2 separate regions of the Homo sapiens genome follow, and region 2 is linked to region 1. The links are chromatin contacts, found by Hi-C or POLR2A ChIA-PET in ENCODE. All regions are on one chromosome and are shown on one strand. The core of a region is the stretch at or near the end of the contact, and the rest is flanking DNA. Distances in the headings are between cores, read along the strand shown. Region 1 holds the start of BASP1-AS1 (BASP1 antisense RNA 1). Region 2 overlaps LINC02223 (long intergenic non-protein coding RNA 2223).

Evidence for each region. A loop is a pair of places that touch in the nucleus more often than their neighbours do. ChIA-PET counts read pairs that join two places held with the same protein, here RNA polymerase II (POLR2A). Pooled maps may share reads with other maps.
Region 2: a loop to region 1 is called in a map of aorta, with 4 times the contacts of the local background. The contact joins the enhancer-like site here to the promoter of BASP1-AS1 in region 1. A Hi-C loop is called at or near these places in 4 of 168 maps with a recorded cell type or tissue (GM12878, aorta, chondrocyte and 1 more), 7 of 37 single-sample maps with no recorded cell type and 11 of 50 pooled maps. POLR2A ChIA-PET finds 5 or more read pairs at or near these places in 2 of 52 experiments (Panc1 and activated B cell).

The regions. Positions count from the first base shown.
Region 1 is chr5:17,215,959-17,221,075 of GRCh38, forward strand. BASP1-AS1 (BASP1 antisense RNA 1) reads right to left here and starts at 1,464. Exons shown (of 3, transcript NR_027253.1): 1 at 119-1,464. It overlaps BASP1 (brain abundant membrane attached signal protein 1), which reads left to right and starts at 1,673. Exons shown (of 2, transcript NM_006317.5): 1 at 1,673-1,852. RefSeq lists silencers at 1,469-1,948, 2,439-2,758 and an enhancer at 2,793-3,573.
Region 2 is chr5:17,926,153-17,931,142 of GRCh38, forward strand. LINC02223 (long intergenic non-protein coding RNA 2223) reads left to right here. Exons shown (of 8, transcript NR_134286.1): 7 at 672-807; 8 at 3,206-4,337. Among named protein-coding and RNA genes, the nearest start is that of LINC02223, 120 kb to the left of the region's middle. Within about 2 kb of position 2,644, at least 2 of the 41 ENCODE cell types and tissues checked have a DNase peak (open chromatin) inside an H3K27ac peak, as active enhancers do.

The DNA.
Region 1 (5,117 bases), core at 214-2,713:
GTGTTTCCACTGCAAAATCGCTAGTGCAGTTGAGTAAATATTGCCACTTTGCTTAATTCAAATATGTACGTTAAAGTTACGATAAGTTAATTTTCCTGTTAAGTGAAAATGCACTTACCTTTACCCAGTTGAATACAGATGTACTTGCCTTTGACGTCTGCCTCCCTAAGTATGGTTACAGTTTGTCACTCCGGTTCTGGAGGGCCACCCTGTCCCTGAATTCACGCCCAGGTCCTGAGGGCAGAACCATCCTGAGGACAACCTGCAGCTCCATCGATTTTTTCTTGGCTGGGACGCAGGCGAGCATGAAAGCGATCCAAACACAGCCAGAGGGCGCCAAAATGCCGCAAATAAAAGTTCCAAAGGCGTCAACTGGCTTTTGCGGGAAGGTAAAATTGGCTTTTGTGTAATCAAAGAGCTACCGTTGTCAACGATGTCACGTTACGTTATTTTTGTATGTCCCTCTTGCCAACAGGTAAGCAAAGTGAACGCATCTTCCTACCCCGGTGGCTATTCTGTGTCCCGGTGCTAAACCAAGTGTCCGCCCCCTTAGGGCACCCGGACAAGCCGCGGTTGGCCCTAGCTTTGACTCGAGCGCTCGCAAGCAGCAGCGTGCGGGCTGCCTCGGCCAACCCCGTCTTCTCAATATTGGTGGCCTCCATTAAAGCACAGACATCAAAAACATCGACGGCCCCTTTCCCCTCTTCTCTTCCCTCCTTCCTCTCCCAAGTTCCGAGAGCATCCTCCGAGGGGCGACGTCTCTCGCCCCACCAGCTGGACCTCGGCGACCGCGCCTCCCCCGAAGCTGCAGCCTTCGGGGCTGAGCCCCGCGGGTGCGGGTGCAGGTGCGGAGCCGCCCAAGGTGCGCAACTCGTTTGCAGCGGCGCAGCCCAGACGCGCCTGCAGCTGGGGCTCACCCCAACCTCGCTGCCAGCCGAGGTAGCGGAATCGTAGTCGACGTCGGGAGCGGGCTGGACTGGGGTCTGAGAAGGGTAGCTGGTGCCAGGGGGTGTCATTCATCACCTCGAGGCAGCTCCCTAAGTCTGAGCGAGAGCCCGAGCACTTCTTATCCAACGGTTCCAAATAAATGAGGGGGAGAGAGAGAGAGAGAGTGAGAGAGAGAGAGAGAGAGAGAGAGTGAGTGAGAGAGTGAGAGAGTGGGAGAAGTCCACGGACAGCCCAGGCGGCGCGGCGGGGGAAGGGGGACGCAGGAATGGAGGAGAGGAGAGGGGAGGCGGAGGGGGGATCTGAATAGAGGGCATTTAGGAAACGTTGGCGGGGCACAGAGTTGGGAGGTGGGGGGAAGGGAGGAACCAGGATGGCGGATAGGAGAGAAATGGGGGTGACTGTGCTGGAGGGGAGGGGAGGTGGGGGCCCAGAGCTGGGGGGAGTCAAGGGGAGGCGGGCGTGTCCAGGCTGGAGGGGAGAGGGGAGGGTCTGCGCCGGAGGAGGGGAGGGGAGCAGAGGGAGTGCAGGGGGTGGGGAGATGGAGCTGGAGGGGGTGGAGGGGAGACGGGCGGGGCGCCGGGCTGGAGGGAGGGGAGAGAGGCGGGCGGGGAGCGCGGGAGGAGGGAGGCTGGGCGGGCGGACGCGCGGGGGGAGGGCACTGGGCAGGAAGGGGAGGGGGAGCGAGCGCGAGAAATGCAGAGGCTGCAGCGGCGGCGGCGGCGGCAGTAGCGGCAGCGGCGACGACGGCGGCGGCAGCGCTCCAACTGGCTCCTCGCTCCGGGCTCCGCCGTCGAGCCGGGAGAGAGCCTCCGCCAGCGGCCAGGCACCAGCCAGACGACGCCAGCGACCCCGGCCTCTCGGCGGCACCGCGCTAACTCAGGGGCTGCATAGGCACCCAGAGCCGGTAAGGAGGCGCGCCCGGTGGCCCCGCGCCGCCGCGGACCCGGGGGCCTCCGTCCCCCACCGCGCCGCGCCCCGCCCCGCAGCCCCCGGGCTCTCCCTTCATGCAGCGGGCAGCAGGGATGTGGGCCCGGATTGGACGGCAAGGGCCTGGGGTCCCTCTGTGAGGGCTCCGTCGCACTTCGGGGATCCCGGGTGATGGGGGGCCCAGAAGTGGGAGGCTTCAGCCGCTCGCATGGTGGAGGGGTGAGGGGGGCGGCGAGGTTGGTAAACGGAGCTGGGGGGAGGGGGCTGTCGGGGAGAGGAGCTGCGGGTGACGGGAGGAATTGCCGAATGCGAAACCCCCTCAGTGCGTTGAGTCCCGGGGAGACGGTTCTGTGGGCTGAAGGGAGCGCTTCCGTCATCGGAGCCCTTACCAGCCTGGGAGAAAGCGCTCGGGGCGAGGGGCGCAGCAGCCAAAGATGGAGGGTGGGGGTGGGGTGGGGCGGGAGTCCGGGGAGAAAGAAGATGGGGAATCTGGCCCGATCAGAAGGAAGTGGGTGGCTTTTTGCTTTGGCAAACGGGTTTTCTCGACCCATGGGACTCCTGGATCTTGGTTCTGGGGCCAAGGAATACGAGGTTCACACGGCGACGTGCACTCAGAAGCACCTCCCGAGCAGATCGGAGCCCCAGCCTCGTCAGTGGCGGAATTGCCTTCCTACGAACCCGTGGGCTGCCTCGGAGCAGTTTGTTTTTTCGAGCCTTTGGTTCCAAGAATGCGCCAGGCGCCTCCGCCCTGGGTCCCGGCCCCGGCCCGGGCCCGGGGGGTGTGGGCTTGAACCTGACAGCGCGCGGCCCTAACTGGGCTCAGCCCCGCTGGGAGCGTAGGGTTGGGGTTGAGCAGCTTTTGCCCAAAGCGCTAAAGCTGAAACCCGGCGCCCGGTTCCTGCTCCCCCCGCCCCCGTCCCCCCTCCATTTCCAGAAAAATAAAAATTGCGGAATCCTGGATCCGATCGCACGCACAATGCGCGGCTGCAAACCGCATTCTTTTCATGAATATTCATCGAACGCTTGGCCAGGCTCCTTATCTGCGTCCCCAGAGACATTTCCGCCTTGAAACGAACTCGGTGGACAGCCCTTGCCCATGTAATTCTCACTCTGCTGAAATTAGCACAGCACACATGGGTGCATTTTTTAGGACCTTGTACAGGTTGACAACACCTCTGTCTCCCCCGCGGCCACTCGCACTGTGGGGCGGGCTAAAACCCAACACTAGCGTCGAAATGGCCTTCTGCTATAGGGTTGTGGACCGACCCCCCACCCCCACCTCCCGGGATTACAGCCCGGGCCAACAGACCCCCAGTATACTGCAGGCAAAATGAATGAATCGGGACTGTAATTACCTATTCCTTTGTCTTGGCCTCGCGCATGCGCCGGAGAGCAGGGTGTGGAGGGCCCGGCAGCCCCATCCCATCTCCATCATCCAGCCACCCACTCCCCTCCCGAGCCGAGGAACAAAGGCGTTTGCCCTAAATGTTGCGGGAAACCCTTGGACACCAATGACAGTTTTTCCCGCCTGTGTGTGTGTTTCTTCTTTTCCAGGCTGTCTCTCATCTTTTGCTTTCTTGCTGATTTCAATTGACCAAAATTAAGATTTGCCTTGATGAGGATGAAGGCAAATTGTGGATTAAATATTTTGTACCCGCACACTGTTATTTTCCTTTCTAGTACTGTTCATTGTTCTTTTTCCTGTAACATATCTTACTGCAGTGAGGGTGGCTTTCTTAATTTGCATCAATTAACCGTTTGACAGATCTTTTTTGGTCATTTGATTAAGGGAAGGTGGCCTCAAAACTGTCAGTGGGCGTTGCCTCCAGTGACACCACCTGGGGAAAATTAAGACATCTTGGCGTTTATTCGAACAAGATGGCCTACAAAAACCGGAGAGAAGAAAACGATTACCTTGTCGGGATCCTAACCCTTTCTGTTTTCTCTGGACTCCGAACTCATTGTTTCATTAAGGATTCCAAAAGGCGAATGGCGTCCAGATGGAAATCTGATGGGGGCAGAAAGAAGGCAGTCGTTGGGGTGAAGCTGGTTGATTAGGTTCGCAATGATTCCTTTTTCCCCATTACCTAACAGAAGCCATGATATACCTTTGATGGCTGATTTTCTTTCAGATGATCTATTTTCCAGGTTATGGCCATTTAGATTTATTTTCAGGTAGTTTGTTTTTACCACACAAAAAGGGACTTATTGTGTATATTAAATAGGAGCCAAATATGATATTTTTTGCAGTGGTAGGTTATGTTTAATAGGGTTTTATGCTTAAGTACTGTCAGTACATCCTGGTGGAATAACGCGTGGCAGCAATGGAAATCATCTCTTTTGTCCTTTTTGATGAGAACTTGATATTGACCACGTTTAATATATCAGGGCCCATCTACTGGCTACGGTGGCTGTCTAGCTGTCTTCTAGGTGGCATGGATTGTACCCTCTGTACTCCTTAGTATTGAGTAGGTTATTATGATTTAGAGAGCTACGTTCTTTCTTTTTTCTTTTCCTTTAGGTTGTGTTTTTGGCGAGGGGTATGTTGGAATATAGAACAAATTCAATAGCAAATATATACCAGCATGTCCCCAATTCAGTAAATCTTAGGTTTTTGAGTGAGATAATATTTAAATCGATTTTTAAAAATTATTACAGAATTAAAATATTTCTATCAGTTCGCTTATTCTTTTAGCCAGCTAGCTTTTTGCCAAGCTTTAGCAGATAGAGAAATTGAGCCTTTTGATAAAAAGCACCAACAATGACAGTGGCATTTCTGTTCTTTAACTGGTACTCAGTCTGCCATTGTGACGTGTAGAAGAGAACCTTATCTCCCCACATCACCCTAGTTTAAAGGTCCAATGGGAGAGCCCTAAACATTTAGGCTGTCTATCCTTGGAGGCCTCTTCATAATCCTGGATTTACTAGGATCCATAATCCTCCTGGATCTTATGGTGCAAGAGGTGATGCGTTCTGTCTCTTTATTTTTTAATTTCACAATTAAGAACAGTTTGAAGCCATTTTCATTTCATGGTCAAGCGGAGTATGACATCAGAGAGAAACTTTCATTTGGAGGAGATTTGATCACTCTAAAATGGATGTCTGTGTTATTTACGGTAGTTTTGTAAAAATTGCAAAATCCACACCCATTTTTAAAAACAAGGTGTCATGTATATACACATGTACACATACACATACTTGTTTATACACACTCTAAAATCTTATGAATAACTTGAAATCAA
Region 2 (4,990 bases), core at 1,394-3,893, 710 kb after region 1:
GAAGAAGTTGCCAGTGCCTTTTGCTCAGCTGTGCAGAAATGGCAGCTCCATGAATCATCTCCCAGCCCTATCTTTTTCTCACCTTTGGTTCCTTTGTCGAAACTTTACTTCTGTTTTGCATTTTGCATTTTTTTCTTTCTCTTTATGTATTACAAAAACAAAATTTTATTATATTCCTAATTATCCTTCAAGACAGCAATTCCCATGTGCTTTACTAGATATAAACAAGTGATATGCTTGTCTTTGAGGTAATGGAAATGGAAATTTGCAATTGAAGAGGAATTAATTTTTTTTATTTCCTGATACAGACACTTAACTCTGATTACTTTTTCAGATTGAATCGGTGTTAGTAGGACATTTGACCGTACAAATCTCTTTCTATTAGAGAAAGAGATAAATTTGGATGTATGATCACTGCTTTGGAAAATGCTAATATGATGAATTTAAAGAGACGGAGATATCAATGTACCCCTGATAGTGGAATAGGTGAAAAATACACTGTTCATTTCAAATTAACAAATACTAAATTTCAAAAGTGTAATCTATTAAAGATATGATTACTAGGTACAGGGTCATATTTTCTTACCTCTGCAGCACCTGAAATCCATCCCAGATTAAATCAGGCTACCCTCGATTTTTGCTTTTTTTGATTATTTTTTCTTATTTTCCAGAAGTCTTGAGAGGAGTCAGCGGCCAAGCTCCATGTCTTGCAGCCAAACAATGCTGTGGGATGGAAGGTGGGATGTCATGTGTCTGGTTTACAGCACTCACGTATCAGTTGGCAGTTAACGGAAGTGCTACTGATTGGTAAGCACCCAGAAACATCAGGCAGAAAACCTGCTTACACTGGTGCTTTAGCCTTGGAGATTCCTGAGAATTTTCACAAATTAACCTCATTTGCTGAGAGAGGCCAATATGGAAACTTAAAATTAATTAATGCATTAATTAGTTAATGTAGAGGAACACAAAGTCAAGAATGTGTTCCTTGTTTTTTTTTTGTTTTAAATTGTCTGGACAGTTGAGCAAATGGTCTTAATTCTTCTAAATATTGGAAACCTGGTGTCTAGGCACAAAACTAGATTTTTGGCGTCATTGAGGAATAAATATATTTGTTGTTCCACTCAACAAGCAGAGATCAATACAGTATTCTAGGTCTATTGGGAGGAGGGGCTGTACATGATAACTTACCTAGTGCTTTTTGTCTAGCACTAATGGAGTTGGGATGTACTTCTGCCAAAGGACTAATTTTAGGAGGACTTTGGGACTGTTGGGTAATAAACTGATCAATGCGATGAAGACCCCAGTCCCTCTGAACTCTTGGAGCTTATGAAAGTCTAGATGTCAAGCCAGAGAAATTGTGAAGATTATACCTCCTAAAAAATAATCTCCAAAAAGATCAAGATGTATGTTCATATCTATTGATTTTCGGGAAGCTACTATTTTCTATAATCCCTCAGTTGGGGGTTTTATGCTTACCCTTTTCAATGTTCACTGATAGTGAGATTGAATAAGTCATCAATGAGAAGAGTGGTTTGAAAATATGTAGCGTAGTACATAAATATTATGTAGAATTAAGAAGGCAGCACAATCCTCAATAAGGTCCAGATACTCAACTTACATTTAAAGCTCTAATTAGTACTCCTACCTTTTGAAATATACAGTTACACTGCTGTGCATTCCTAAAAGAATGCTACAGTTAGACATTACAAAAAATATTACGGTTCCCAAAATATAAAGTCATAAACCTATGTTTATAAAAACAATTGCATTATGAACCTGGGATATAATATATATCACAATCATTCAGCTTACAATAATTTGAGAGTGCTGATGTGAGGATTTCATCTTGGTTAACTGAAGGAAATAATAATTTGTTTAAGATCATCAACATGTGATCAACTTGAAATAAGAGCTTCTCAGTGTTATGAAAATTGTGAGTTGATAATGTGTAACACAATCAGACTAAAATAAGCCTTATTAAAGCAGATTTCTCTAAGGGTACTTCTGCTTCATTTTGCCAATTCTGGACTCTGCAATCTTAATTTCATTGGTTAGGGAGGATCTACTCCCTCTAACACAATACATGCAAATCATAAATTAGAATTGGTTGCATATAATGTAATAGAGAAGCTGTATTCAGCTTACTCAATTAGCAGAAATGTATATGCAACTGGTATAACACACATTAACAGATTGGAGTGCTAATATGAACATATCTCTCATTTCAAAATTAAAACTGGTAGGGACCCCATTTTTCAGATTAGGAGGAAGTCCAGCATCTTTCTAAAGAAATCCCTCACTGCCTGCATGACTTGTTAAGATAATTCAGAGACTTACTCAATACCAACTACCCATTCCAGAGTCCCAATTTTATTTAAGGACAAACTGTAGAATTCACTCAGTGCACAAGTGAAATCAGGTTTTTGCCTGTTTTTGTTCTTGTTGCTGCCATAACATGTCTCTCTTGCAAGCTGCTCCATGTAATCCAGTGTGTGGTTAACACACACAGGTTGGCACAGTCCCTGCCTGGAATGTGGAGAGGCTCATACTTGGATTTCTCAGGTCAGGCTCATTGGTTAATGCTTACATGTTCAGACATTTTCCCCAAAGCATGGTTTCTAATCCAGGATGGCTGGTCCAGCCTGGGCTTCCAGCCACAGCTGGTCATTTTCCCAGAACCAGCTCTGGCGTGCTGCTTGAGTCACAGCTCTGACCTTCCCTCCCTTCTGTTAAAGTTCCCTTTTAGGTGGCCTTAATGTCCATTTCTGCTACTGTGGTTGGGGAAACCTCAGCCTTACAGAGGATGTTCTCCTTTTCTTTTCGACTGTATGCTATTAAATCCCGGTCTTTGTTCAGAAACAAAAACAAAAACCTCAGCTCTTTACAAAAACTGAGTTTTCCATTTATAAGTCTAATTTTTAAAGCAAAGGTGACAAATGATTACTCTTAAATCTTTTTATCTGCTGGATTCCGTGGAGAAGATTTTGAGAGACTGGTGGGTTAGAGTGGTACAAGATTATGAGGGCAATTTCCCAACCAGTAAGAAAAGCCACAATCACTCTAATCATTAGTTATATAATTACCTCTAAGAGTAGCAAAAGAAAAGATTCTGCTTTCAAATGACAGAAGCCCTGAAAATCTCATCTAAGGAACTGGAAATAACTTGTCTGTATTTTTTTCCTCTGTGCTCTAAATTCATTTTTAGTAACAGTGGAAGCAATTTGAAATGAAATACAACACTTAAAGCAAATGAAACGGAAGTGAATGCCAGCAGTAAATGGCAAGAAGAAATCCAGTTCAGTGTGTTCCTCAGAAATCTTGCCTCTTGGGACTAAATGCTGCAAATGTAACTCTTATCCTTGTTTTTCAAGTTTTACCATCTCAAAGCTATCCACTTTATATTAAATTAGTTCTGTTATATTATGTCAATTTGTATTCTTAAGAGCACAAGTTTGGCCTCAAATAGACCTGAGCTGAGATCCAATTCTTTAATTTATCTGTGTTGTTTTCTTTTTCCTTAGCTTTAAAGTGGAAAAAATGCTACTTACATTTTATTTATGAAGGTTAAAGATAAAGTGTCTGATATGGGACCTATCATATGTGGTAGGCACTTAGTACATGGTAGCAATTATGATTATTATATCTGATATTAGCATTATTATTATGATTTGTTTTAATCTTCAAAGTATCAACTGTTTCTATTACATTTGTGGTAAATACTCCTAAACAGAGTTTTTAAGTTCAAGTGTCCAAAGTTGTTAGAAACAAAGATATTTGACAATAACATAATCATATCACATGACCTCATGATTTAACCACCTCCCAAAGTTGCCACCTCCTAATATTATCACCTTGGGGGTGAGGTTTCAACATATGAATTTTAGAGGAACATAAACATTCAGACCATAGCAATAATGAAGATAAAGAGTTTATTCATAGATAAATGTTAAGAAGTAGATACTGTTTGTTAGGAGAAGTGTCCACAGTTAGGGAGAAGTTAGAGGTCTGGTGTCATCTTTGATTTTTGTGTTTCTTCCGGAACCCTGTTGCCTGGCTTCCTACACTATTTCTTGTGTCTTTTTCTTGTAGCTAAACTTGAACATTTTTTCCTTGAGTACCATTTTACAATCAACTGTGCTTTTATGCAGTGGACTTTCACTGAATGTCCCCTATTGGAAATTTTAACAACAATTTAACAACTATTTATTTGATACTTTCTGTATAACCAATATTATTGAACATCCTAGGAACACATACATAAATAAAACTTGATCTCTGCTTTCAGAAAAGTTGATCTATTTGGAAAGATATCAAGAAAATAAACAACCTCAACATTATCACATGGTTTTATAATAACATAATTTCTTAGGGGTTCTGTGGTTGGGGCAGGAAACACCAGGAACTGTCTTGGAGGAAGCTGAAGTTTTTTTGCAGTCTTTATGAATGAAAAGTTTATAAGAAGGACAAGTATAGAACTAGAGTTTCTGGAATTGGGAACATCATAAATAAAAGTACAGATGCAGAATATCACCAGGTAATATGTGGAAAACTGAAATTGGCTTGTAAATTATAGGGTTGGGGGTAGTAATTGATAAAGCCATAGAGATGCACAGATGCCCCATGTGAGAGGGTCCTGTGTAGAAGGCTGAAGTGCATGCATTTCATCTCAAAGACAATGAGAAGCTCCTGCAAGGGCTGTTTAAGTGAAGAATAATGTGCCATTTAGAGTTTATAAGTACTGAGTAGCAGTCATTCACAATTCAAACCAATTCTGATTCATACTAACAAAATTGAGAGTTCAGAAGTAATTTGGCAAACATAGAAAGACGTATTCAAAGTCAAGATTCAATTCTCCACATGTATCCCATTCCATTCGCTCAAGCCCTGGATCCCTGAGAGAAATCCAGTGAAACTGCCCTTCACTAAGGATTTGAGAAATACAGTGTTGAGGAAATCACATGGTCTTTTTATAATAGTGATTTACTCATTG